2 separate regions of the Homo sapiens genome follow, and region 1 is linked to region 2. Evidence: read pairs that join two places in POLR2A ChIA-PET (ENCODE). Cell type or tissue: HCT116. All regions are shown on one strand. Links, peaks and the distances in the headings refer to the core of each region. The heading gives the core; the rest is flanking DNA.

Region 1 (5,374 bases), core at 122-5,121, 55 kb after region 2:
CTTAATCCTCAAATTAACCCTGCACTGATGATACTAGTCCCATCCTTCTATGTGCAGCTGGAGAAACTGAGGCACAGAGAGAGGGACTCAGAACTGGGCCAAAGTTACATGGCTAAGTAGCCTGATCACAGGCAGCCTGACCCCAGAGGCACACCTGACCACTCTGCCGTCCTGTCCAGGGTGGCAGAGGAACAGAGGAGTGAGCTGCAAGTCACCCCAGCAGCATACAAGCAGAGGGGCCTCCACTGGGGATGCCGAGTCCTGGGCAGGGAAATGGACAGAAAGACTCCTCGGTGGCCCCACAGCCGGGTGGATGTCTGGGTCTGGGTGGCAGGGGGGTTGCCTGTGGGGCTGCCACAGCCCTGGGTGTCTGGCCCCTCTGGCAGACACACAGGGTGATGTTTTATGTCTTAATTAAACGGAGAGGAGTTTAATTGATGAGTGGCCTGCCGGACGATGCAGCTTCCTGGCTTCCCACCCCGATGACTCATGCATGCGGCGGCCCCAGATGCCGAGCACAGCTAATAGATTTGCAACGCTGATCACTGCTCCAGACCCACTTAGTGAGGCTCCGGGAAGTCTCTTACGACCCTGGGATTGAATTGAATTGCTTTTCATTTCGAGCAGCGTCCATAAATCCCTCACACATCAGCCCTCCCTTCAGAGGCTCTTCCAAGCTCAGGCCTCCCCCACTCCAGCAGGGCTGTTAGAAGGGCAATGTTGACACACGTAAGAGCCACTCAGAACCAGATATCTGTGTGTCAGTGGCCTGGAACAGGGGCTCACAGGTGTCTGGCCTGAAGCAGGACATCTCCGTGGATGTTTTCTCGCCCACTCCTCACACAGCCCACATTGGGGCCCAGAGAGGGTGGATGGCCTGTGCAAGGCCACTCAGGAAGGAAGCAGGAAACCAACTCAGGAGCGGCCACAGCCCCTCACCCGTGGAGTCGCCATGGACGGGTGACTCTCTTTTCACCTCTGCCTCCTCCCTGAAAATCAAGTGTGGTGATACAATGCCCCCACTCCCATGGGTAAGAATTTAAAGGCGCCTGGATTCAGTCATTTGACAAATTTCTTTCAAGCATCTGCTATGTGCTGGGTGTGCTCTAGGAGCTGGGGTTACAGTCATGAACAAGGTAGACAAAGTCACCTTGGAAGTGACAAACCTGTTGGGAGAGGAAGTGGTAAACAAAAACACTACCAAGACACTTGGAGGTCGTGGCCAGTGTGACAAAGAAAATCAGGCAGGGCCACGCACAGCAGAGGGCAACACACAGCAGACAGCTTGGGTTGAGGCCGCGAGGAGGGGACATGGGCTGAAACCTAAAGGATGAGCAGGAGCTGCATGGGAAAAGTGTTCTGTCCATAGAAGGGCAGTGTGGAGGCTCTGAGCAGTCCCAGAGAGAGAGGCCCATGTGTCGGGGGCAAAGGGGCTGGGGCATCCAGGGAGAGTGAGAGGCCAGGGGGGTGGCTGGCTCATGAGAGGAGCTCTGTTTTTATTCTATGCACTCAGCCCACAGTGGGCATGAACAGGAGAGGTCTCCCCAGATTCCTCTGGAGCATTCCAGAGCACCCTCCACCTTCCGAGTGCCCTATGTCCAACTTCTCCCTCTGCTCTCCCTCCCCATACCCCGCGTTCACCTTCTGCTCACACAGCCCCCCTTTCTCATGGTCCTGCTTCATGCCTCCTCTCTCCAAATTTCCCCATCATCCACAGCCAAGCCCTCAGTCCAGGACTCCAGGAGACTTCCTTGGGCCCCAGTGTCTCCCCCAAAATCCCTCCACATGGACACACGGCTTGAGGTCTCATCTTCCACTGGCAGACATTGAGTGTGCAGAGCCCCTTCTCCCAGAGCATGGCCTATGCCTCCCTGGCGCAGCCCCAGGGCCCTCCCTCCATGCCCTTTCCTGGGGATACCTCAGTGTGGCCACCAGCATCTCCCCTGAATAGGATTGGGGCTATGAGCCTTGGTACCAGGAGGTGAAGCTTAGGAAAGGGGTGATGTCCTCCCTGGGCTTGACATGCTGCTGCTTCTCTGCCTGCATGAGGTGACTCTGAGGCCAACACACCCCCCAGTCCTCATTAGCACCGAAGGGGAGGCTGAGGACTCCAGAAGGCCATGCAGTGAGTGAGACATGGCTCCAAGGGGTAGGTTGCTGGTGCTCATTCCAGGAGAGAGCCTGCTGGGAGGAGGTGGTTGACCGACAGCCCCCAGCTCCTGTGCCTTCAAGGTCCACGGCAGCTTTTCACAGAGGCTGAGGACCAAGCATGGCCAGTGGGTGCTGGGGCATTGAACAAATAAATGAAAAGATGAATCCTGGAGAAAGGAGCTCCTCCCTGGGCAGTCTGAACGCTGGGGCCTTCTGCGGAGTGTGGCCAAGGCTCTCTCAGAGCTGTACCGCAGCCTGGGGCTCTTCCTGTCCCCTCCTCCCTTTCTCAGGTCCCTGAGTCCTGATCTGAGACTCCCCCACCTGCCCCACCTCCTTTCCCTATGTTCCCCAATGGTGTTTCCCTCAATAAATCTCCTGCACACCTCATTCCATCTCAGTGTCTGCTTCATGGAGGACCAGAACTGACACGCTACATGGTCCTGGCTGGACAAGCTTGCCTCTCTGGCTCAGGTTCATGACACTCCCACCTGTGCCCTGTGGCCCCACCCCTGCTGTCCAGGAGGGACATCCAGCCCACGCCACCCCCACCCCATGGCCAGCCACACTAACTGCCGCACACCAGAGGGCCTTCTTGGCAGAATTCCTGGTGCTCCCAGGCCTGTGAGCTGGAAGGTGATCTCATCCCCAGGCAGTAACCATGGAAACAGAGCTGTGAGCCGCTATGGCTCGCACGGGGATGAGGTGCCTCAGTGCCCCTCACCCAAGCCAGACCCAGACCCTGGCAGGCAGGGACCCCTCATCGGAACATCCCCAGGATTTGCCAAGAGGGATGACAACCAATCTCACCCTGAAGAAGATGCCCCACCTCCCCCCAAGCCCACCTGAGTTGCAGGCTTTGTTACCTCCAAGGACAGTTTTAAAATCCCAAAGTGCAGGTATGTACGGAGCACCTGTTAGACCAGGCATTTCACCTGGCTGACAAGTCATATAATTGCTCTGAGCCTCAGAGAGACTAAGGGATTTGCCCATACACATGCAGCTCATGGAAAAACTGGAATTCAGACCCGAGTTTCCTTCCACCAGGTCCAGAGCCTTGGGGGAAGCGTGGGAAGGTAAGAGGGTTGTGTTGGAGTCTGAGGCGACTGAGCTCAGACTCCAGGATGGCCAGGTGTCAGGGCACGCTCTAAAGTAACAGTGACTAAAGCAACATGTGGTGCTGCCACAGAGACAGACATGAGGCTGGAGAAGAGAATTCAGAGCCTTGAGATAGAGCCCTGTCAGATACATGAGGAGTTAATCATTCACAAATACTCAAGACTAAATAACGGCGAAGGGGAAAATAATTTACAAAATGATGCTGAGATAGCTGGAGATCAATTCTGAAAAGAAAAAAGAAGCATGTATATTTTGCATCATAGACTCATTTAAACTTAGATAAAGATTTGACTATAAGAAATCCAATCATAGAAAACCTAGTGGAAACACAGTTGATGCTTTGGCAGATATATGGAAGTATTAACACCTGCCTGTCTTGGAATTGAAGAAATTAAAGAAGAGATGGGTTTAATAATGTAAACATAAAAACTTTCTGGACATTAGAAACTAAAATGATTGGGAAACATTTGCATCAAAAGGGCAGAGGGTCCATGTCATCCACAGCTGTCTTAGTCTATTTGCATTGCTGTAAAGGAATACCTGAGGCTGGGTAATTGATAAAGAAAAGAGGTTTGTTTGGCTTATGGTTCTGCACGCTGTACAGGAAGCATGGTGCCAGCATCTGCTTCTGGCGAGGCCTCGGGCTGCTTCCACTCATGGCAGAAGGCGAAAGGGAGCCGGCATGTATAGAAATCACATGGCAAGAGAGGAGGAAAGGAGAAGAGGTGGCAGACTCTTTTTAACAAGCAGGTCTTGTGTGAACTAATAGAGCAAGAACTCACTCATTACTGGAGGAGGGCACCAAGCCATCCAGAAAGGATCCACCCCCATGACCAAAACAATCCCCTCCAGGCCCCACCTCCAACACTGGAGGTCACACTTCAACATGAGATTTGGAGGGACAAACACCTAAACTATATCAGTAGGTTACAAATATTTCTGCAAACAAAAATTCTCTTAGTTAAATGTGGGTAGGGCTAGGGGAGAAATGCAGCTAGTGGCCAGCCAGGGCAAACATTTCACCTACTCTTGTAATCAAAGACCTGGAAATGAAATAATGAAAACAATGGCAATTTTCCACCTGAATTAGTGAAAGTCGAAAACTGAAATAAGTGCCAGCAAGGCTGCCCAGCAACGGTTGGTTCCAGGGCCCCCATGCACACAGCAGCATAAATCCACCCTGTCCTACGGAAGAGCAACTTGACAGCACATGCAGAGCCAGAAAAAACACACTGAAGCCCCTGCCCCCAGTGATCCCACCCCTGGGAATTCATCCTCAGGAAACAATGCAATAGAAGGAACAAAAAAAGCCAAGAATGAGAATATATTGGTTGAAGCACTTTTTAGTATTTTATTATGGAAAATGTCAAATCTACACAAAAGTAGAGCAAATAGGATAATGAACCATGTGCCACCCCCCAGCTTCAACAGTTAAAAGCTCACAGCCTATATTATTAGTATTTTAAGGCAAATCCCAGACATCATCGTATCATTTTATCCATAAATACTTCCATTTGTGTCTCTAGCACATAAGGACTTTAAAAATCTAATCACAGTATCATTGCACCCAACACATTCATAATTCTTTAATATCTTTTAATTCTCAGCCCATGTTCAAATCTCCTCAGATGCCTTTAGCTATGTTTTTAGAGTTGGTTTGTTGGAATCGGAAAGCAGATCGAGGTATTACATTGGTTGCTGTATGTCTTCTCATTCTCCTTTATTCTGTAACAGCTTCCCCTTCCTCTTTTCTTTATTAATTGAAACATCTTAAAATAATGCCCTCAAAATGGAAAGCTATCTACATGCCCAGTGCCAGAGACACTTAGGTAGTGTATGATGCAAGGGCCTGGGGTGCCCCGGTCCCCCTGCTGTCCCCGGCAGCACAGGCTAAATATAACTCAGAGCAGCTGGCCCCAGGCTGACCTGGAAGGGCTCCTGCATCCTGGTGCACACTCACCAGCTCGGCCACCACAGTGACTTGGCTCCTAGACTTGGCTGCACCCTCAGCCTCCCTCCCTCAGCTCTGGCAGCCTGGACACGGCCATTTGTTCACTCATGGCATGTTGGACCTGGCCTCATTTCCAGACTTCCCTCTCATGGCTGT
Region 2 (5,374 bases), core at 195-5,194:
TTCAGTCCATTTATCTGCAATTTCTCAACTTCTTGTTTTGAAAATTAGGGTCCTTACCAAATGATTTTTTTAAATTATCAACTAATAGATCCTCATTATCAAAACCAGAAAATGCATATAAGTATAAACAAAAAAATATGATAGCACATGATTCTATCTCCCAAAGATAATCTATGTCATTATTTTGGTATGCACACTTCCAGACCTTTTTCTTATGCATAGATAACATTTCTTTCCATCACAAAAAAAGCAATGAGCTTGTATAAACTGCATGGTAACTTGCGTTTTTCATTTCATAATATATCATGGATGATTTTCCTTGTTAATCAATAAACTTTTATTACATTTTTCTCAAAGTCCTCACTGTGTAATTTTCTAAACTAGCCTCCTATTGTTAGGATATTTCATATTGATTAAATGAGTTCATACTGGGAAAGTACTGAGGACAGTGTCTGGCATCTGGTAATTGCTATATAAATAATTGGCTTCAAAATGTGTTAGTAAAAAAGCAACAAAAATATAGAAGAAAATGGCAAATCCACACTCTTCATGGGAGACTTTTTAACACACACTTTTGGAAAACTCCAAATCAAGTACACAAAAAATAGGGAAAGCTATGAGGACTGGAATAGCACAATCAAAAAGCTGAAGGTAGCTAGGTGGAGATGGACCTAGGAGAGCCTGTCCATCCTTTGGTAAGTGTCAGGTGCGTGCAGCACCACAGCAGTGAGAACCTCCACACCCTTCACCCAGGTGCCTACTGTCATGCTGCATTCTCTACCAGGGTCCTCTCCTGACCAGGGCTCATGGCTAACCCAAGAAACCCTTCACAGCCTGCTGTCTGCCCTCCCCACATCCTGGCCCTCAGGCTGCAGCAAAGCTCTGCTGCTCTGAAACTCAAACCTGCCCTTTTAACTAAACCTTCATCATGGCTGCGGTTACTTGGGCCCCCAGGTCGCTGGAGGATGGGACCACCTGACTCAGCCCAGTATCCTCCTGGCCCCAGCTGCAGCCACAGTGGCCTGCAGGCTCCTGGGAGGGGTCCGCTCCCTCCTCGGGAGCCTTGGTAGCTGGGCTGCGGTCTGCCCTTGAGGTCCCTGCCCCCTCCACCTGGCAGGGCTGACTCCCACTCCCTTCAGACCCTCCTCCTGGAGTCATTGTCCCCTGACTTCAGACAAGTAGGTCAATTACACGCCCTGCCCCTCTCCTGGCCAGAGGGCAACACAGTGTGGTGAGTACCTTTGTTGCTGGGATTAAACAGACGGCTGGATTGACCCCATCAGCTTCTCGTGTAAGACAGAGGTGGACCTTTGACAGGGAACCTGATCCCCTCGTCTTCCTGAGCCACACCAGTGGCCTTGCCCCACCCCCTCACATGACAGTGTTTGGCTCCACCCCCTCACGTAAGGGCACCAAGTGTGGGGCCTCAGAACTGCTTCCTGCCCTGGAGCTGCGAGGAGGAGGAGGAGGAGGAGGAGGAGGGGGAGGGGGAGGGGGAGGGGGAGGAGGAGGCGGCTGGTTCATCAGGGCTGGGGCACAGCGCCTGGCTGACCTTGGACCGCGGCGCTGCCGGGACACTGAAGACTGCAGGCTGCCCTCAGGAGCACTTCAGCACTAGAGGGCCTGCTGGGAGAGTCGGGTGTGTGTGTTCGAGATCTCAGGAGAGAGAGCAGCTTTTGTCAGTGGGGTTAGTCTTCTTCCGTTTTTCTTGGATGGGACATCCTGCCTCCCGGACCAAAGCTGACCTTGTTCATCTGCCTCCTTCAGCATCTGGGGTTCCCTAATCAGACCTTCCTGTCCCAGCCCCCGCATGCTCCCTCCCCTCCTGTTTGCTCTCTATCTTACAAACAAACCCAGTCCTCGTTACACACACACACACACACACACACACACACACACACACACACCCCTCTTCCCCACCCTTCCCAGCTGCCACCCCACCTACCCCTTGTCTCCCCCAGAGCAATGTTTCAGGAGAGCATAATTCAGGCTTCCACAGTGAGACTCCCCTACCAGGGAAGGAGACTGGAAGACAAGGGTCAGCTGGTTTGCAGTCTGGTCCTCCACCCATCCCGATCCTGCCTGCTGACACCAGCTCCCAAGTATTTGCCCCTCCTTCACCTAGGAGTGCCTTCCGGGGGTTCCCTTCCACCCACAGCTTCCTGTTCCAGATCCACCATACACAACTGAGGGAGAGAAACAACTTGCAGGGTTGAGGGTGAGTTGCCCTTTTTAAGTTTTCATCATTTACTGCCAAATTGACCTCTGAAGAGATCACGTGAATTTTTGCTCCCACCAGGAAGAGTTCAGCCAGTTTTCCCATTCAGTACTATCAACCTTTTCCATCTTGGCCAACCTTAGTGAAAACTGAGAGTCCTTTCTTTTTGTTTGGTTCTCATTGGTGTCAATTTCATACATGCAATGTAGAATCAAGTAGTATCACAGAACTGATATGAAAAGGAGCTGCCTCCCACCACCCTCCCAACTCTTTTCAGCTAATTATTTGGGTATCTACTTCCATATCTGCAGATAACATGCTAGCACACAGCTTTTAGTCCTAGGCATTATAGAATTTAGCTCATTTTAGAGTTTAGCTCCTTTACACCACCTCAATATGCTTGGACACACCAGGGATTCCACCAATTCCATCCTCCTGAAGCACTCTCACTAGGAACCTTCTGACCTGCTCCATCCCAGACCAGCCTGGCTCACAGCTGTCACCGGGACCCCTTACCTCCCTCCTGCATTGAGTCCCTTGTCTTCCTTTTTCTGGGTTTACCCCCTCATTTTGATGCTGTATATCCTATAGTAGTTTTCCCAGAAAGGAAGGGTACATAAGAGATAAACTTGTGATCCTGCCTATTTTAAAATATATTGATTCTAGCCTCACCCTTAATTTATAATTTTCCTGGGTTCAGAATTCTAAGTTGGAAAATAACTTTCCTTTAGAATTTTGAAGGCACTATTCCATTTTCTTTCAGCTTCTAGGACAGATGTCGAAGTTCAAAATCATTCCAATTCTGATACCTTTGATTTGTTTTATTTGAGGAATGTAAGATTTTCTTTGTACCTACTATTCTCATATTTCACAATAGTATTCATTATGTGGGTCTATTTTCATATATCTACTACACCCTGGGTGGGCTCCATTCACTCTAGAAACATCCTTCAGGTCTGGGAACTTTTCTTGAATCATGTCTTTGATTAACTCGCTCCATTTTCAGTTTTATTTCTGTAACCCCTGTTTTTCAGATGTTAGACATCTAGTGACCCTTTACTTATTTTTCTTCCACTTTTCACTTTTGTAATTTTGTTCTACTTTCTGGGGGTATTTCCTCAGCTTCATTTTCCAATCCTTGTGTGTTTCATTTCAGCTATTCTATTGTTCAAAGTGCCTTTTCCCCATGGTATTCTGTTTTTATTTTAAGGATATAGTCTTACCTTTCTGAGGATATTAATTAGCTTTGAGAGTTTTTCCTCTCTATATGTTATTTGTCCTCCAAGTTTTATTTTTTAGTTTTATTTTGTTCCCTGTCTTTGAGATAGCAGAGCTATCTGATCTAATAATGGCTCTATATTTGGTCCAGTTTTGTGCTGGTCTCTAACTTGCATGCTGCAGGCTTTCTGCAGAAGTACAGAAATGCACAGTTTTTGGCTCATGTGCATAAGTGAGGCACTGAAGGGCTGGTTGAGAGTCCTGAACCTGTGAGTGTGGCTGCAAGATTTGGCTGGGTCTTGCGTTTGGGGAAATGCCAAAGTTACTACCTTTAGATCTTTCCATTGACTGATTAACTGAGACAGTGTCTTACTCTGTCACCCAGGCTGGAGTGCAGTGGTGTGATCATAACTCACTGCAGCCTCGCCCTCCTGGGCTCAAGCAATTCTCCTGCTTCAGCCTCCCTAGTAGCTGAGACTACAGGTGTGCACCACCATGCCCAGATAATTTTTGTATTTTTTGTAGAGACGGGGTGTCACCATGTTACCCAATCTGGTCTCAAACTCCTGGGCTCAAGCGATCCTGCCCGCCTTGGCCTCCCAAAGTGCTGGGATTACTTTTAAATCTTGGTTCAAATTTTCCTAAGAAGGCTCTTTTATTTTCCCACCTGAAGGGAATTGGGCTGGCATGCTGGGAGCTGAGAGGAAGAGAGCTGGGGTCTCAGCAGAACGCAAAGATCTTCTCCCACCCCTGCCTCAGTTTTCAGTCCAGAGAAAATTTGAGTCTCTTCTGCTGGAAGAAGGAAGGGGAGGGCACGTGGCCATGTTTGGGGGAGGTGTGTCTCCCAGCTGGCGACTTGTCAGATAGTCCTTGAAAGTCTAATTGGTCTTCCGCTTTTAGTCTCATCTTCATCCCACTTCACGTCATCTCCAATCCCACTGCCTGATCCAGGAATTCTACATCTCCTGAGTGGCTCTGCAGTGGAGAGCGAGTGGCTTCTCCACATCCCTGCTGCTGGCTGAGGCTTCCGTTCCTCAGCGTCCTCCTTCTGCTCAGTCACTTCCTGCACGGCCATCTGCTTTCTTGCCACCCAAATCTCCTTCCTGTTTTCTCTCACATTATAGCTGTTCTTGTGGGCTAATGGCTTGTTAAATTTCCCTTACTGTTATGGTGGGGCTGGGGAGGGGCCATCATGAGTACATACCTGTCGCCTGCCATCTTTACCTAGAAGTTCAGCCCAGTCTTTTAATTTGAATAAGTTTGAACAGCTTTTCTCGTGTTTATTGATGTCTCATCTCCCCACCCAGCTAATGTGGCTTTCTTATTGCCATCATTTGGTCATTTCTCAGTGGAGTTGCTCATCGTCTTACTATTCAATACCAATAGCTTTTTGTCTTTTTTCCTCATAACTGAACATAATTTCTAACTGCCCCCATTTTGTTTGTTGGGGAAATTTTTCTGAGGAAATCTGATTGTATTCAGAGGTTCCCCATCCTCTGTGCAGTGATGGTTTGCACCTCGAACAGAAGGTTGCATCTGTGTGAAAGTGGGTGTGAGGCTCACCAATGGAAAGCATTATGTGGGTTCATCTGCTATGGTGGGGCTGCACCCCCTGCTCTCCCTCTCCAGTCTCTGTGGCTTCTGGCATCCAGGGAAGCATCCGAATACCTGCATTTACACCTGGATCCTGTCCACACGCTAACCTCATGCCAGTCACTGCACCTCAGGGCCCCCTCAGCTACTTGGGAGGGCAGCTGACTGCTTCTTCCCCTGGGGTGAGGGGATGGCCGTCTGCACCCCTCCCACATCTGTCTTCACAGTCACTGCTCTGGTCAGCAAGGGGGCAGAAATGAGCCCAGCTCCTCTCTCCCCTCAAGCCTGTCCTTCTGGCCTACCCCTCAGAACGTGTCCTGGAAGGAAGGAAGGGGACAGGCCGGA

Evidence for each region. Peaks named below come from ENCODE experiments on the same cell type or tissue, not always from the same donor. Only the 100,000 strongest peaks of a DNase experiment are listed, where the experiment ranks them.
Region 1: POLR2A ChIA-PET joins it to region 2 with 5 read pairs; 3 of 35 experiments call an interaction of 5 or more read pairs at or near these places.

Annotation. Positions count from the first base shown.
Region 1 is chr3:127,168,379-127,173,752 of GRCh38, reverse strand. No RefSeq gene overlaps it. Among named protein-coding and RNA genes, the nearest start is that of PRR23E, 22 kb to the left of the region's middle. In HCT116, for the core only: no CTCF peak of the experiment used is centred there; no DNase peak of the experiment used is centred there; H3K4me3 peaks cover 654 bases; H3K27me3 peaks cover 1,148 bases.
Region 2 is chr3:127,223,385-127,228,758 of GRCh38, reverse strand. It overlaps the pseudogene PRR23E2P. Among named protein-coding and RNA genes, the nearest start is that of PRR23E, 33 kb to the right of the region's middle. RefSeq lists a silencer at 1,352-1,461 and an enhancer at 4,422-4,601. In HCT116, for the core only: no CTCF peak of the experiment used is centred there; DNase peaks (open chromatin) are centred at 1,418, 1,668 and 2,088; H3K4me3 peaks cover 1,849 bases; H3K27ac peaks cover 1,588 bases.